Regions from separate parts of the Homo sapiens genome. Here region 2 is linked to region 1. A link is a contact called in ENCODE Hi-C or POLR2A ChIA-PET data. All regions are on one chromosome and are shown on one strand. Each heading gives the region's core, a stretch centred on a gene start or an enhancer-like site at or near the end of the contact. The rest is flanking DNA. Distances are from core to core; before and after follow the strand shown. Region 1 overlaps INPP5A (inositol polyphosphate-5-phosphatase A). Region 2 holds the start of LOC105378569 (a long non-coding RNA gene).

Region 1 (7,452 bases), core at 3,440-5,939:
AAATTTCACAGCAGTTAAAATGCTGCATGACCTCACAATGCCTGCAGGACAAAGCCACAGGAGGACACAGGTGGCATAGTGACAGCCCCCGGAGCGTGCCATCAAGGAGGACCTATACATCTGGCAACTTCAGCACGGGGGCTGGGCCAGGCATCTGCACAAGGAAGGGAGCCCACAGGCTGGGACAGATGCCTGGGTGAAGGCGGCTCCTCCACTTCAGGGGCCGGGCAGCCCCCCGAGACACCAGGGCACGGCAGACCCCAACTCAGGTTCCACCCAAGTCTGGAACTGAATTTTCTCCATCAAAAGCACCAAGCGCTGAGCCAAGGTGAATTCCAGCAGGTGAGAGGCTGTTCATCCTCTTACGAAAAGGGGAAACGCGTGTTTTTCATCTGTGACGCAGATTCCTAATGCAGCAGCTGCCATAAAACGCTGAAGTCACCCCCTGGTCTGTCTGTGCAGACCACACGTGCTGAGGGCAACAAAACACCCTGCAGAGTGTGACAAGGTGTGTCAGTGTTGTGCCTGTCTGGGTCACTCTGCACGAAAACTAAACTAAAATTGTCAAGGTTATCAAAGTTCATAGACCATTTTTCTCCAAGACGCTAGGATACACTTGAACTCTCTCCCTGATAGGATAGAAGCCCCAAGTGTGTGCATTTGAGTTTGTGACCCACGGCTCTCAGGAGGCGAGTCAGGACGGCCCCACTGTCCAGAGGCTCCTGGTCACCCCGTGCACTTTGTGAGCACACACCAACGGCGCCAGGTCCCCTGAGTCACTTCAAGCTCCTCATCCTCCCAGCGTGGCCACGCCCCAGCCCAAGCCCCCCTTCTTCCCCTTCCGGCCAGGCAACTTATCAGAAGTTCAAAAAAACAGATAGGCCCCAGCAGCTCCACTGGGCCAGCGCCTGTAAAATGGGGTGAACGTACTCAGGGGACAACAGCCTCTCCTACGACATCTTCTCACTGGTCTCACAGAGGGATCAGGAGCGCCCTTCCCCAGCACGGTGAAGGAACAGGGGCCTGAGCACCATCACATATCACCACCCAGCCTGCAGCACCTGGTCCTGCCGCTTGCCATCCACACCCCCCCACCCCACCATGCCATCTATGCCACCCACTAACCACGCCAGCCACACCACCTATGTCACCCACAGCAGCCATGCCACCCACACTGCCCATGCTACCCACATCAATGCCAACCACGCCACCCATACCAATCATGCCACACACAATACCATGCCACCCATACTACCCACAGGGACCAACCACGCTACCCACATCAGTGCCAATCATGCCACCCACATGGACCATGCTACCCATGCCACCCACACCAACCATGCCACCCACACCATGCCACCCATACCACCCATGCTACCCACATCAATGCCAACCACACCACCCACATTGATCACACCACCCACACCGATCATGCCACACACAATACCACGCCACCCATACTACCCACAGGGACCAACCACGCTACCCACATCAGTGCCAACGACGCCACCCACACCAATCATGCCACACACAATACCACGCCACCCACATTGATCACACCAACCACAGCAATCATGCCACACACAATACCACGCCACCTATACTACCCACATGGACCAACCACGCTACCCACATCAGTGCTAATCATGCCACCCACATGGACCATGCTACCCATGCCACCCACACCAACCACGCCAACCACAACCCACAACACCCATGCCACCCACATCAACCGCACCAACCACGCAGCTTCCCAGGCAGGCTCAGCACCTATTTCCCGCCTCTCAGTAGCCTGAACAGCTGCCCCTTCCTTATTCTCCAGTTGGCTCTGATCCTCTGAAGCCCTCAGAACCCAGCCCCGCCACTTGCCCAGGAGACCCTCTGCGGTGTCCACCTGCACTGTGGACTCTGCGTGCCCTAAGCCACCCTCCAGCCACTGGACAAATCCCTCATCTCCTGCTGGAGCTCAGAAGCCAGGGAAGCCGGTGACCACAGCCGTGGAGCCAGGCAGCACAGTACACTACCCCTTTGCCCTGTGAGCACAACAGGCTAGTGAGGCCCTGAAAGTGACAACAGATATTCCAAATACTTCCTATCTGAATAAATATTTAACCAAGGCTCTGAGGAGGCGCCCTCGAATCCTCCCTCCCTATCCCACTCAATATTCCACCAAGGCTCTGAGAAGGTGTTCACCAGTCCTCCCTCCCTGTCCTACTCAATATGCCACCAAGGCTCTGAGAAGGCGTTCACCAATCCTCTCTCCCTATCCCACTCAATATTCCACCAAGGCTCTGAGAAGGTGTTCACCAATCCTCCCTCCCTATCCTACCCAATATTCCACCAAGGCTCTGAGAAGGCGTTCACCAATCCTCCCTCCCTATCCTACCCAATATGCCACCAAGGCTCTGAGAAGGCATTCACCAATCCTCCCTCCCTATCCTACCCAATATTCCACCAAGGCTCTGAGAAGGCGTTCACCAATCCTCCCTCCCTATCCTACTCAATATTCCACACCAAGGCTCTGAGAAGGCGTTCACCAATCCTCCCTCCCTATCCCACTCAATATTCCACACCAAGGCTCTGAGAAGGCATTCACCAATCCTCCCTCCCTATCCTACTCAATATTCCACACCAAGGCTCTGAGAAGGCATTCACCAATCCTCCCTCCCTATCCCACTCAATATTCCACATCAAGGCTCTGAGAAGGCGTTCACCAATCCTCCCTCCCTATCCCACTCAATATTCCACACCAAGGCTCTGAGAAGGTGTTCACCAGTCCTCCCTCCCTATCCTACTCAATATTCCACCAAGGCTCTGAGAAGGCGTTCACCAGTCCTCCCTCCCTATCCTACTCAATATTCCACCAAGGCTCTGAGAAGGCGTTCACCAGTCCTCCCTCCCTATCCCACTCAATATGCCACCAAGGCTCTGAGAAGGCGTTCACCAATCCTCCCTCCCTATCCTACCCAATATTCCACCAAGGCTCTGAGAAGGCGTTCACCAATCCTCCCTCCCTATCCTACCCAATATTCCACCAAGGCTCTGAGAAGGCGTTCACCAATCCTCCCTCCCTATCCTACCCAATATGCCACCAAGGCTCTGAGAAGGCGTTCACCAATCCTCCCTCCCTATCCTACCCAATATTCCACCAAGGCTCTGAGAAGGCGTTCACCAGTCCTCCCTCCCTGTCCTACTCAATATTCCACCAAGGCTCTGAGAAGGCGTTCACCAATCCTCCCTCCCTATCCTACCCAATATTCCACACCAAGGCTCTGAGAAGGCGTTCACCAATCCTCCCTCCCTATCCTACCCAATATTCCACCAAGGCTCTGAGAAGGCGTTCACCAATCCTCCCTCCCTATCCTACCCAATATGCCACCAAGGCTCTGAGAAGGCGTTCACCAGTCCTCCCTCCCTGTCCTACTCAATATGCCACCAAGGCTCTGAGAAGGCGTTCACCAGTCCTCCCTCCCTATCCTACCCAATATTCCCCCAAGGCTCTGAGAAGGCGTTCACCAATCCTCCCTCCCTATCCTACCCAATATGCCACCAAGGCTCTGAGAAGGCGTTCACCAATCCTCCCTCCCTATCCTACTCAATATTCCACCAAGGCTCTGAGAAGGTGTTCACCAATCCTCCCTTCCTATCCCACTCAATATGCCACCAAGGCTCTGAGAAGGCATTCACCAATCCTCCCTCCCTATCCTACTCAATATTCCACCAAGGCTCTGAGAAGGCGTTCACCAATCCTCCCTCCCTATCCCACTCAATATGCCACCAAGGCTCTGAGAAGGCATTCACCAATCCTCCCTCCCTATCCTACTCAATATGCCACCAAGGCTCTGAGAAGGCGTTCACCAATCCTCCCTCCCTATCCCACTCAATATGCCACCAAGGCTCTGAGGAGGTGTTCACCAGTCCTCCCTCCCTATCCCACTCAATATGCCACCAAGGCTCTGAGAAGGCGTTCACCAATCCTCCCTCCCTATCCCACTCAATATGCCACCAAGGCTCTGAGAAGGCATTCACCAATCCTCCCTCCCTATCCCACTCAATATGCCACCAAGGCTCTGAGAAGGCATTCACCAATCCTCCCTCCCTATCCCACTCAATATGCCACCAAGGCTCTGAGAAGGCGCCACCAATCCTCCCTCCCTATCCCACTCCAACTTCACCAAGGCTCTGAGAATGCGCCCATAAATGCTCCCGAGTGAATGGGAGACAAGGATGCAGGAGGACACAGCCTCACACAGAAGCTCTCCTGGTCCTTGGGCCTCCTGCTCCACCAACAGACTCAGCACAGCAGAATCAGAGGACACCTGGACCCCTGTGTGGGGGGTACTGCCAGGTTGGGCCGCAAGGCAGGCAGAGCTCCAAACCCCAGGGACTCCCCGAGCAGAACCCAGTTTAATCGTGCAGCCGACTATTCAGAGAAGACCCCGGCTGGCTCTTCTGACAGTCTTGGTCAGTCCTGCCTCTGTCCCCCTGGGTCCTGCCTCTGTTCCCTAGCTGGTCAGGCCCATTCCCACCCCACGTCCCTCCAGCCTGGGCCCAGGCCTCCACCTTCCACCTGTGTACGACGCACACACTGCCCACTGCAGCAGCGAGGGAGGCACAGCCGTTACAGCAAACAGGAAGTTGCAACAGCTCTGAAAAACCGTAACGGTGATGGAGAAAATTAAAGCAAGTCATATGTCCCCACAAGTCTGTGTGCTACTTGGACAGATGTCTTTCTCAAGAGAACCAGCTCCTCTGAGAGTCCCACCCAAATCCCCCCACATGACCCACAGTGGCTGGTCCACTTTGCACCCAGGCGTATGGCAAACACTTGCTGACCCAGAAGCCCGGTGTCCCCCGACCACCTGGAGGGACGCTGCAGGCAGATGACGGTGGGCTGGCCTGTCCCCTAACTAAGGCACTCTTTGCAAGAAACAAAGCAGCAGGCAGTCAACCCAGTTCTCAGCTTCACACTCGCAGGCTCATCCATGTGGTCAGAGTGCCAGGGACCACAGGAAGGGGCTCCCCACTCAGCTCTGCAGTCTAACATTCACAGTGCCAGCAGGTGGCAACTGACAGCCGCTCAGAAGCCTGAAAGGTAGGCAAGGGAGGGTGCTCAGGGATAAGGCTCCACAGCTGCCCACCAGGCTCGCACTCTGGGCCTCATCCCCATCATCTGCTCAGTGGGCTCAGGCAGGAACCTGGACCAAGCAGCGTGTGGCTACTGAAGCCACTGGCCCAAATGGACCACAGTGCAGCCCCTTTCAGGTGGACCCCTTTCCAGGTGGCCTGCAGAGTCCCCACCACATGGCCCACTGTCACCCAAGGATGGCCAGGTCCACCCTAGAGAGCCACGCACCCAATGACCACCCTGAAGGCCAAACGCCATAGGGGCCAGTTGGTGGCCAAAGAGACAACAGCTATGTCTGGCAGAACCGCCCCTGCAGTGCCAAGGATCTAAGACAACAGGAGGCGAGGTCAGCGACCATGGCCCCTCACACTCTGGCGGCTGCCACCTCCACCGTCTTCCATGAGGTCAGGCGGGACCAAACTAGTGTTTCCACTTGTTTTAATAGTGAAATAGCCAGACACCCCCACTCCCAGCTGTCCTACAGTGGACGTCCTGTGGCCAGCGAGCCCAGCCAGAATGCCGGCTTGGCCACTTGCATTCAGAAGGTTCGTACCATGCGGCTCACAGCCAGGCCCTCTCAGCACGTCAAGGGACACAGCTGCCGGTTCACGGAAAAGCTCAGCCCAAGGGTGTCGCTTCCCTCCTCTCACGGGCGCTGCTCCAGGTGTGGTGAGGTGCACCTTGGAGTGACAGCAGTGTCACAGGTGGCACTAGCTATGCAGAACCTCAGAGTTGCTGCTGAGACCTGCACCTGGACTCCCAAAAACCACTGACACCCAGGAGAGAGCGGTCGCTGGAGAGGACAGGGACTACTGGCCAGAGGCCTGAGACAGCCCCCCGAGCAGCCTCATTACATCCCTGAGAGGCTGGGTGAAGTGAATTAACCTGCGGGACCACTCTGACCCTAAACAGTGGCAATGTGGTCTCCTAAGCTCTCTCTGCTCTCCCCGATAAATACTAATAACTCAAGACTGACCCCATCTTCTACTGCCTGGTTAGTAACTCGAGCCTGACCCCATCCCCTAATGCCCGGTTAGTAACTCGAGGCTGACCCCATCCCCTAATGCCCGGTTAGTAACTCGAGGCTGACCCCATCCCCTAATGCCCGGTTAGTAACTCGAGGCTGACCCCATCCCCTAATGCCCGGTTAGTAACTCGAGGCTGACCCCATCCCCTAATGCCCGGTTAGTAACTCGAGGCTGACCCCATCCCCTAATGCCCGGTTAGTAACTCGAGGCTGACCCCATCCCCTAATGCCTGGTTAATAATTTGAGGCTGACTCCGTACTCTAAGGCACAGTGACTCAGACGTCACACCAATCCTGTAACAGAGACACACCAACCCCACCATTCAGACCAGGGGCAGAGAGTGGGGGCTGCAGGAACCCAGGCTGGGCTGGGTGGCCCCGACCTGTGTCACAGAGCCTCACGGAAGCCCCGGCTCCCGCCCTGCAGCTGCAGAGCTCCAGGACACGCACCTGTCTGCTCCTGCTTCACCTGCACTCCCCATGCTCATCACACCTGCCACCTGCCAGGCAAGCGGGAGCCTCGTAGCAGAGGCCTCGCATCCCACAGGCCCTCCTGGAGGGGTGGGCAGAGGGCAGCCCGCCAACACCGTCTGTCATCCAGCTGTCAAAGCCATTACCAACACGGCAAGATAACCATCCTTGTGGGGAATTATTATTTGGAAGTAGGACCAGAAATGCAAGTTAAACCGCAAGATGCCACCACACAGCCATAATTAAAAAGACAAATGCCACCAAGTGCTGGCATGATGCAGAAGAGCTAGAGTCCTTCCACACCACTCGACGGGGCACGAATGGGGCAGCAACTATGGGAAGAATTGAGCAGCTCCCGGAAAGACAGCCACAGAGTGACCACTCGGCCAGCCCTAGAGCAGTGACACCCTCGTCCACACAGGCACGTGCATATTCACAAACAGTACACTAGCCACGATAGCCCCGACGTCCATCTGTGGGCGACTGGAGAAACGAGGTATGCCTCCACTCAGGGGACACTGCTCAGCCATGAAACAGGGAAGACAAGCCCAGGCGCAGTGGCTCACACCTGTCATCCCAGCACCTTGGGAGGCCAAGGTGGGAGGATCACTTGAGGCCAGGAATTCGAGACCAGCCTGGGCAACATAGCGAGACCCCATACCTACAAAAAATTGTAAAAGCCTGGCATGGTGGCCGCGCCTGTGGCCCCAGCTACTCAGGAGGCTGAAGCAGGAAGAATGCTTGAGTCCAGGAGTTTGAGGCTTCGGTGAGTGGTGACTGCGCCACCGCACTCCAGCCTAGGTGGAAGTGAGACCCTATCTCAAAA
Region 2 (7,452 bases), core at 4,953-7,452, 93 kb after region 1:
CTGGTGCCAGCAGGGAGGCCAGCCTGGGGTCCTGAGCCACCATCCCCCAGGGAAGGGCGCAGGCCAACGTCCTGACCCCTGCGTGTGCCTACCGTGGGCCAGGATTTGCTGTTCATGTGATCCTGCTCCATGCTGTGACGTCAGGGCTACTGTCACCACCTCACAAGGAAAGAAACAGGCTCTGAGAGAGAGGCCAGGGAGGGCCCCCAGCCACAGCCAGCCCTCAGCTAATCCAAGTCTGCATGTTCCACGTCCTGGGCTCAGCTCCCTGCCCTGCCTGGCCGGGAGGACGGGGACTTCTCTGGCCCTGGCCAGGGCCTGGCTCAGGCAAAGCATCCTGGAAGCTTCTGGGTTGGGGCAAGCACGGGATCTGACTCTCAGCCAGAGAAGAGAACCAGCCAGCGTTGTCCAAGGGAGGCCCAGCCACCCCTACCACACCCGGGAGGCAGCGAGCCTGCTCCAAGGGAGGGAGCTGGGTCTCTGGGCAAAGCAGACAGCGTGGGGTTCCCTGGAACCAGGAAGGGCGGTTGGCTCCCCTTGGCCAAGGGCAGGCAAGCATGGCCTCCTCCTGGAAGCCTGGGCCGGTTCCAGGCTTGGACAGAACAAGCTGGTTTTCACTCCGGCAGAGAACACGAGGATCCGGCCGAGCCAGCGACAGCCTTTCCAAGACACGTGGGCAGGCTGAGCAGCCCTGGCCCCAGGTCCCCTGTGGGCCTGCCAGGAGGCATGCCGCTGTGTCAGGGAGGCTGTCCTTAGGGGCGTGTGGGTAGCCAGTGAGGGGGACCACGGCCCCCAGCTCGGTGATGGATGCATTCAAGGCTGGGGCATCTCCGGCTGCCAGGCCCTGGAGCTTTGCAGGGTGCATCAGGGTTCCAGACCGCCCAGGCTTGAGCACAGCGCCGCCATGCACGTCTGTTGACTCTGGCGAATGACTCCTCACTTTCCCCAACTGCGGTACGGGCACCATCAAAGCCCCCGACGATGCAGCTCCAGGGACCCTGTGAGTAGCTCAGCCTGGTGTGGGCGGCCCAGACCCACCCACCTCCTGCCCTGGGACCTGGGTGCTGGGAGCCGTCTGTCCCGGCCTCATCACCGGCCACGCACTCCTGGGAGAGGTCTTTCCCATAATCACTCTGGGGTCCGAGCACGTCCTGCCCATCTCCTCAGGCCCACTTCCCTGCAAGGGGAAGGGGCTCCTGGCCCACAGAAGCCCCATGGGGCTGGGCCTGTGGGGCTGGACATGCTTCTTGAGCTGCAGAGGCATCTCACTCCCTCCTGTGGCCAAAACCCTCCAGAACCTGCCTGCTCATAAAAATGATGGCACACGCACTGTGCTGGGCCAGGGCTACGGAGCACCCAGACCAGGAAAGCTCTTGTGCTCCTGCCGACAAAGCCCACATGTAGGGTCAGTGGCTGGCACGGGGCAGTCTGTTCCCAGCTGAATATGCTCAGAACCTCCTTGGAAAAATCCCATATTGGTCAGGGCAGAGCCCCAGAAGACACTGGCCAAGGGCGCTGTCAGGATTTGGGGACTCTGGCCCTGGGGCCCAGCCCCCCACCGCCTGGCAACCTTGGAGAAGAGGCTCAGGGTGGCAGTGATGCAACAGGCCACCCTGCGCTGCTCCGACGGCCTCTACGGGCCGCCCTGCGCTGCTCTGATGGCCTGGCTTTCCACCCTGTCCAGCGTTGCCTGGGGCCCCGGGCCAGAGACTGGCCATGGCCCGCACCCCAGCCTCGGGTGGCCACCGGCAGAGCAGCGCAGGCTACTGCCCCTGGGGCCTGCTCAGGGAGTGGGAACCACCCCTCTCTCCAGGAAAAGATGTGGAGCCTCGTGGAATTGACCCGATCCCCACTGGCCACGCCGGGCAGCCTCGGACCAGCCTGATGCCCTCACCCAGCCCGAGGCCCCACTCCAGGGCCTCTCTCCCAGACAACTGTGCAGCTGCTGATGACTGAAGAGGGAGAAGGAGGGAAGGGGAGGGATAGAGCAGGCGCCCCAGGAGAGGGGCACCCAGGCCCTGCAGTGTGGACCTGGCATTCCAGCGCCATGGTGTGCATGAGCTGTGCTCTGCCAGGGCTCAGTCTAAAGGGCTGGGAAGCCCCATGACTGTGGGTTCCACACAGCGATCCGTGCCCACCGGCAGCAGGTGGCTTCCTGAGCCGCTGTCCCTGCGGGGAGTAGAGGCGTACCTGCTTGCTACCCGCCTGGGCCTCCAGATGGAGGTCTGGGCTTTGCCCACCAGCTCCAGCGGCCGCCGGGCCAGGAGGAGCATGGGGCCCATCGAGGGATCCCCCTTTCCTCTGCCAGCAGCAGGTGCCTCCCGGCTGCCCTGACCTCCACGTGCTGGGCTACTCTGGGTGCTCATCGCTGGAGGGTGGGAGCCCGGAGTCCTGCTCACAGCCAAGTGTCCTTGCGGTCTGGAGACCCAGGTAAAACAAGGCATGGGCTGAGGCTGCGCCTCCTGTGGGATGGGGTGCCTCGGCCCTGCAGGGGCCCAGCCTGTCCCTGTGGGTCTCCCTACTTTGTCAGGGGTTGGGTGCCAGCACCTCCCTTTCCCTCCTGGAGCCCAGCCTTCCTGCTCTCTCGCCGCCCGTCCTTGAGCTGAAGCCCCCCACCCGCCCCCTCCTCAGTTTTGTCCCCCAACCCCCCACCATCGTTATTTCCTTATTTAGGGCCCACACACCTCGAGGCAGCTGGGCCTTCCGAGAAGAAACTGCAGGCCCCATTCTGCTGGGACCTCTGGGACGGTGGCTCCCCGTGGTTCCGAGGCCCGCGGAGTCCAACCACCTTCTGTGTAATTTAGAATCGACCTGAAGAATCTCATTCTCAGCTCCCCAGGGAGCCCCCAGCCCGCCCCGGTTCCGGAGGCTGCTCTGCTTCCCAGGAGGAAGAGCCCAGTGACCTGATTTCACCCAAGGCCCAAGGAGGGGCCCGGCAGGGCAAGGAAAGCTTGGGGGAGCTGGATTGGGTGCCGGGTGCAGGGCTGCAGGCTGGACTCTGCTAGGACAGCCACCAGCAGCGGGCACAGCTGAGCCCATGCCTGCTTGAAACCAGCCAGGGCAGGTGGCAAAGGGCAGGCTGCACCCTCAGCCTGGAACCTCGCCCAGGGAACCGGGAGATGCCTCACAGGAGTGACTCGCACCTGCCCCTCTGGGACTCCCTGGACCCCACCCTGCTGGGGCGGCTGCATCACACACAGGCCCCTTCTGCAGCAAAATAAGGCACCTCGAAGAGGTCACAAGCTGAGAGCTCCCCAGTCTGGTGACCCAGCCCGTGCCGCCCTAACTGCTGGCCCTCAGTCAGCCTCGCTGGAATGGCCTCTGCATGCCCCATAGGCCCTCGTCTCCCTGGGCCACGCTGAGTGCTCAGCTGCCACGCCTGGCGTGGGGCGTAGTTAGGCCCCACCCGGATGTGGGACGCCCATGGCTCTTCCTCTCCTGTTCCGGAGCCACGGCCACACGAGCACAGGGGAATAGCACTGGACACAGAGCAGAGCCAGCCATGCCCCCAGGGAGGTGTGCACAGGCCAGAGAGTGCCAGGGAAGCAAGAGAGAGGGGCTGGGGGCAACAAGGAAGGGCGGGAGGGGCTGCCAGGACGGGGAGACAGGAGGGCTCCTGAGAGGAGATCAGATGGAAAGCACTGTTAGCTGGGGGGGAGAGAAGAAGGGGAGGAGGAGGATGGAGGAGGAAAGAGGAGGAGGATGAAGGAGGAGGGAGGAGGATGGAGGGCAGAGGAGGGAACTTGACAGTGGAGGGGGAGAGCTGAGAGCAGGGCAGGCCTGGGGTGCGGGGCCCTGGTGTTGCTGTGAATTCCAAGTAGAGTGCCAGCCTGTCCTTCCTTCCTCTGGAGTCTGGGGGAGACACAGGGGCTCTGAGTGGCCTTGGAACAGGCAGGTCCAGGCTGGTGTGGCTGAGGCTCTGGCAGCCACCGTTCCTCCCGCCTGGGACCACTCTGGGGAGGACCCCCAGGCTCCAAGGGCATGGAGAGGTCCTGCTAGGACCTAATGGAGCTGCAGGTCAGGCAGAGCCTGGAGTGTCCCTGCCATCCCAGGAGGGCCCCTCACTGGCCTGGGGAAAGTAGAGGCAGCCCAGACAGTCTGCAGCCACCTCCACCCAGGCCAGGTGGGGACAGGGCCCCTGGGAGGCAGAAGCAAGGGCAGTGAGAACCCGGCTGCTCCGTCCATCTCTGTGCTGGCCGAGCCCAGACAGACCCTCTTCCCCAGGGGATCCCACAGCATGCAGATGCTGCCCCCTACTCCAGCACCCTCCAGGGCTGCTGGGCAGACCCAAAGTCCATCCTAGACTAGCTCCACAATTGGGAAAGCCTGAATAACCACAAAACAAACCGAAGTCATTCTTCACTGTCCCTCAAGGAGCAGATGTTGGAGAAGTTTGAACCTACATGGGGCCAAAACCACCTAACCGGGACCACCTGCAACATGGCTCATTGTCCTTGCCGCCTGAACTCAGCACTCCCCTCTGCAGTGCCTGGCTGCAGAGGGGAGGGGCCACGTGGAAGGCAGCAGAGAAGTGGCTGGGCGCTGCATGGAGCATGGGCCGGAGGCCATCGGCCGCCATGGAGAAGGCGATCCCTCACCTGGCCAGCTGGTTTAATCCCAGGTCTGTGCTCTCAGCATCTGGCCCCACTTTTCAGCTGCAGCCCCCACCCTGTGTTGGTCACCCACAGGTCACCCTGAGCTGGACAGGCACACCCACTGCAAAGCTCAACTCCGGGTGTGAGGCTGAGGAGGCCGCAGGCACCGGGACGCTTTTGGAGACTGTGTGAGGGCAACACCACCGTTGGAAGAGACCCCCACGTGGGGGGCACGCCCGAGATGCACCCCAAGACATCCACGCCCTAAACCCTCTGACCTGCAAATGTGTTACTTTGCATGGCAGAGGGAACTGAGTGACCCTAACATGGGGACATTGTCTGGATCATCCGGGTGGATCCCCCGAGTTACAAGAGTCCAGAAAAGGAGAGGAGGGAGGCAGAAGACGAGAGTCCAGGGAGACACGAGGGTGGAAACTCAGCTGGTGGCTGCTGCTGGCTTCAACAGGCAGGAGGGGCCAGGAGCCGGGAACGTTGTGGCCTCTAGAAGCTGGAAAAGGCAAGAAAACGAATTCTCTCCGAGTCCCCAAAGAACACACAGCTCTGCCCACACCCTGGTTTCAGCCTAGTGAGATCTGAGTTGGACTTTGACCTCCACACTGTGGGCTCACAGGTGGACTTTTCAAGCTGTTCAGTTTGTGGCCATCAGTTAGAGCAGCCACAGGAGACTCCTCCACCACCTTTCCGAAGCCTGCAGCCCGGCAGAGAAAGGAGCACGTGGCCTGTGCACCGCCAGACTGCACGCAACACAGCTCCCACCATCACCAGGCACCTGCGGCGGGTCTGAGTTGTTCTGTAGACAGAAGTGTGTGGGGGTCCCAAGGCTGAGTGTGGCAGAGCCACCTGCTGAGGTCCTGGTCTACGGGGGTCTCCACCCAGCCTCCTGACCCCCATCAGAGCTGGCAGACAGCCTGGGAGGCCTCAGAGGCTGCGGGGCCAGGCCTCACCTGACGGGAGGGTTGCCAGGGCCTGAGGCAGGAGCACGGCCGGTCTGCGGTGGTGCGGGGAGCCATGCCGGGGGCCGAGATCAATGGGAGACCCCTGTGTCCTCGCTCACTGCGGCACACCCTCCAGTCACACCCTGCCCTGTGTCCTCTCCCACTGCGGCACACCCTCCAGTCACACCTTGCCCAGTTTAAAAGTTCACAGCCCAGGCTCTTCCAGGAACAGGGAGGGCCAGACTCCCAGACTGTGTGCAAAGCGGCTGCCCTGCCCTGGTGCTCAGCTCAGGGTGCAGACTCCTGGAGGGATGACGATGACAAGGATGACGATGATGCCGGTGCACACAGGACGCAGGGACCGCGGCGGCCATCACAGCACTGCACCTTGGAGGTGGGAAACCTGGCAGGGCCTGCACATTCCACGACGGGGGCAGTGAAGCCCAGTGACTGGGGAAATCACAGTGGGAACCGCCTGGAGGACGCGCCACAAGCTGATGGCAAGGCAGACGCTTGGCCTGTGAACCCCATGTCCTCTGTAACTGTGCTAGTGGTTTTGTGGTCAGAGGTCTTTTTGGAGAAGCATTTGGTGCTGTTGGCTCCAGGGTGGTTTCCAGGGGGAATGGGAATGCGTGCGGAGAGGCAGGCTCCCATGGGGCGTGGGGCTCAGGGCACAGGGCTGTGGTACAGGGCGCGGGGCGTCGGGCACCTGCTCACGTGGGCGGGGTGCCCTCTGCTGGTGGAGGTGGGCACGGCAGCGGGCTGGGCGCTGCGGGCTGGGCGGAGGGGGCTGCGCTGTGGCCCACAGGAGTTGGGGAGCATGGGGGGCAGTGTTCTGGCCACACTGTTCAGGGCCGTCTCCAGCTTCCGTCTCCAGTCCCAGGAGCCACTTCCACCTGCCGGCTCTGGGGGACTCGCTCTTTTGGGGGCCCTTGATATCTGAGGATGGGAGTCCTAGGAAAAGTGCCACCGTGGCCACCTTGGTCTCTTTCCTGAGAGACAGACTTGGCATTGATGATGCTCCCTGGGGAACGCCATTGCCCAGAGCAGCCAATCAAGCCACTCGGGTGGACAGCGTTGCTCAGGCGCTCCTGGCGTCAAGGAGGTTTTCAGGCCCCTGATCATGCTGGGTCCCGGGAACACCCCCTGGGCTGAGGCTCTGGAATCTGGGTGGGATGGTCTCTCCTAGACCCCCTCAGCGGGTGCCTGTCATCCACACAAGGCTCAGCCTCATAGGCTCCACGCCAGCAGGGACCATCACCGCCTCCATCAGGGTCCACATTTCCCCCACGTCGCGGGGCCTCTGCTGGCACCCAGCCTTCTATGCTCCTGCCACGAGCACGGCCTCCTTGGAGGATGGGAGCCACAGACAGGGCCAGATGACGAGGAGAGAAGGTGCCCCAAGACCTCCGTGTGCCCACGCCCCTCCCTTCGGGGACGGCCGGGTGCGTTCCTCCATGCCAGCCAGTCAGTGCAGAGCCTGCAGCCCACAGCCGCAAGGAGGTAAAGGCTGAGGTTGGCTGGGCCCTGTGGGATCCGCCTCACATCCACTCTCGGGTGCAGGCGGGAAGGAGGGGTCCGGATGGTGCCACCTGGTGATCTGGCACAGGCAGGTCCCTCATTGGGGTGATGGCTTCCCGGGGCCCTCCAGGCCCCTCCTGGCGGTGGGTATTGGTACCTCCTGTGCTTGGTGGCTGCCCGCGAAGCTGTCCCTCCCCTGCCCTCCCTCCCCAGGCACCTGCTACCCACCTGCTTACCGCGGGGGTGAGTACTTTCTGAGGACATGAAAAGGAGCCAGAGGCTGGCAAGAGGCAGGTGTTGGGGTCCAAACCCACGGTGCTCCGGGCTCTGAGGAGGCTGCATCCGGCTGCTGAGGTGGGTTGGGGGCTGGGGTGGTCCTG

Evidence for each region. Hi-C counts contacts between places; a loop is a spot of excess contacts on that map. ChIA-PET counts read pairs that join two places held with the same protein, here RNA polymerase II (POLR2A). Pooled maps may share reads with other maps.
Region 2: a map of naive thymus-derived CD4-positive, alpha-beta T cell shows a loop between it and region 1 (15-fold over the local background). The contact joins two enhancer-like sites. A Hi-C loop is called at or near these places in 7 of 168 maps with a recorded cell type or tissue (CD4-positive, alpha-beta T cell, CD8-positive, alpha-beta T cell, HL-60/S4 and 4 more), 5 of 37 single-sample maps with no recorded cell type and 17 of 50 pooled maps. POLR2A ChIA-PET finds 5 or more read pairs at or near these places in 5 of 52 experiments (OCI-LY7, activated CD8-positive, alpha-beta T cell, activated naive CD4-positive, alpha-beta T cell and 2 more).

The regions. Positions count from the first base shown.
Region 1 is chr10:132,548,813-132,556,264 of GRCh38, reverse strand. The region is part of intron 1 of INPP5A (inositol polyphosphate-5-phosphatase A); the gene reads right to left. Among named protein-coding and RNA genes, the nearest start is that of INPP5A, 15 kb to the right of the region's middle. RefSeq lists enhancers at 450-950, 4,674-5,414, 5,415-6,157. Within about 2 kb of position 4,689, at least 7 of the 41 ENCODE cell types and tissues checked have a DNase peak (open chromatin) inside an H3K27ac peak, as active enhancers do.
Region 2 is chr10:132,457,517-132,464,968 of GRCh38, reverse strand. It overlaps LOC105378569 (a long non-coding RNA gene), which reads right to left and starts at 2,876. Exons shown (of 3, transcript XR_007062343.1): 1 at 2,685-2,876; 2 at 2,191-2,418; 3 at 1-159. RefSeq lists a silencer at 6,320-6,369. Within about 2 kb of position 6,202, at least 3 of the 41 ENCODE cell types and tissues checked have a DNase peak (open chromatin) inside an H3K27ac peak, as active enhancers do.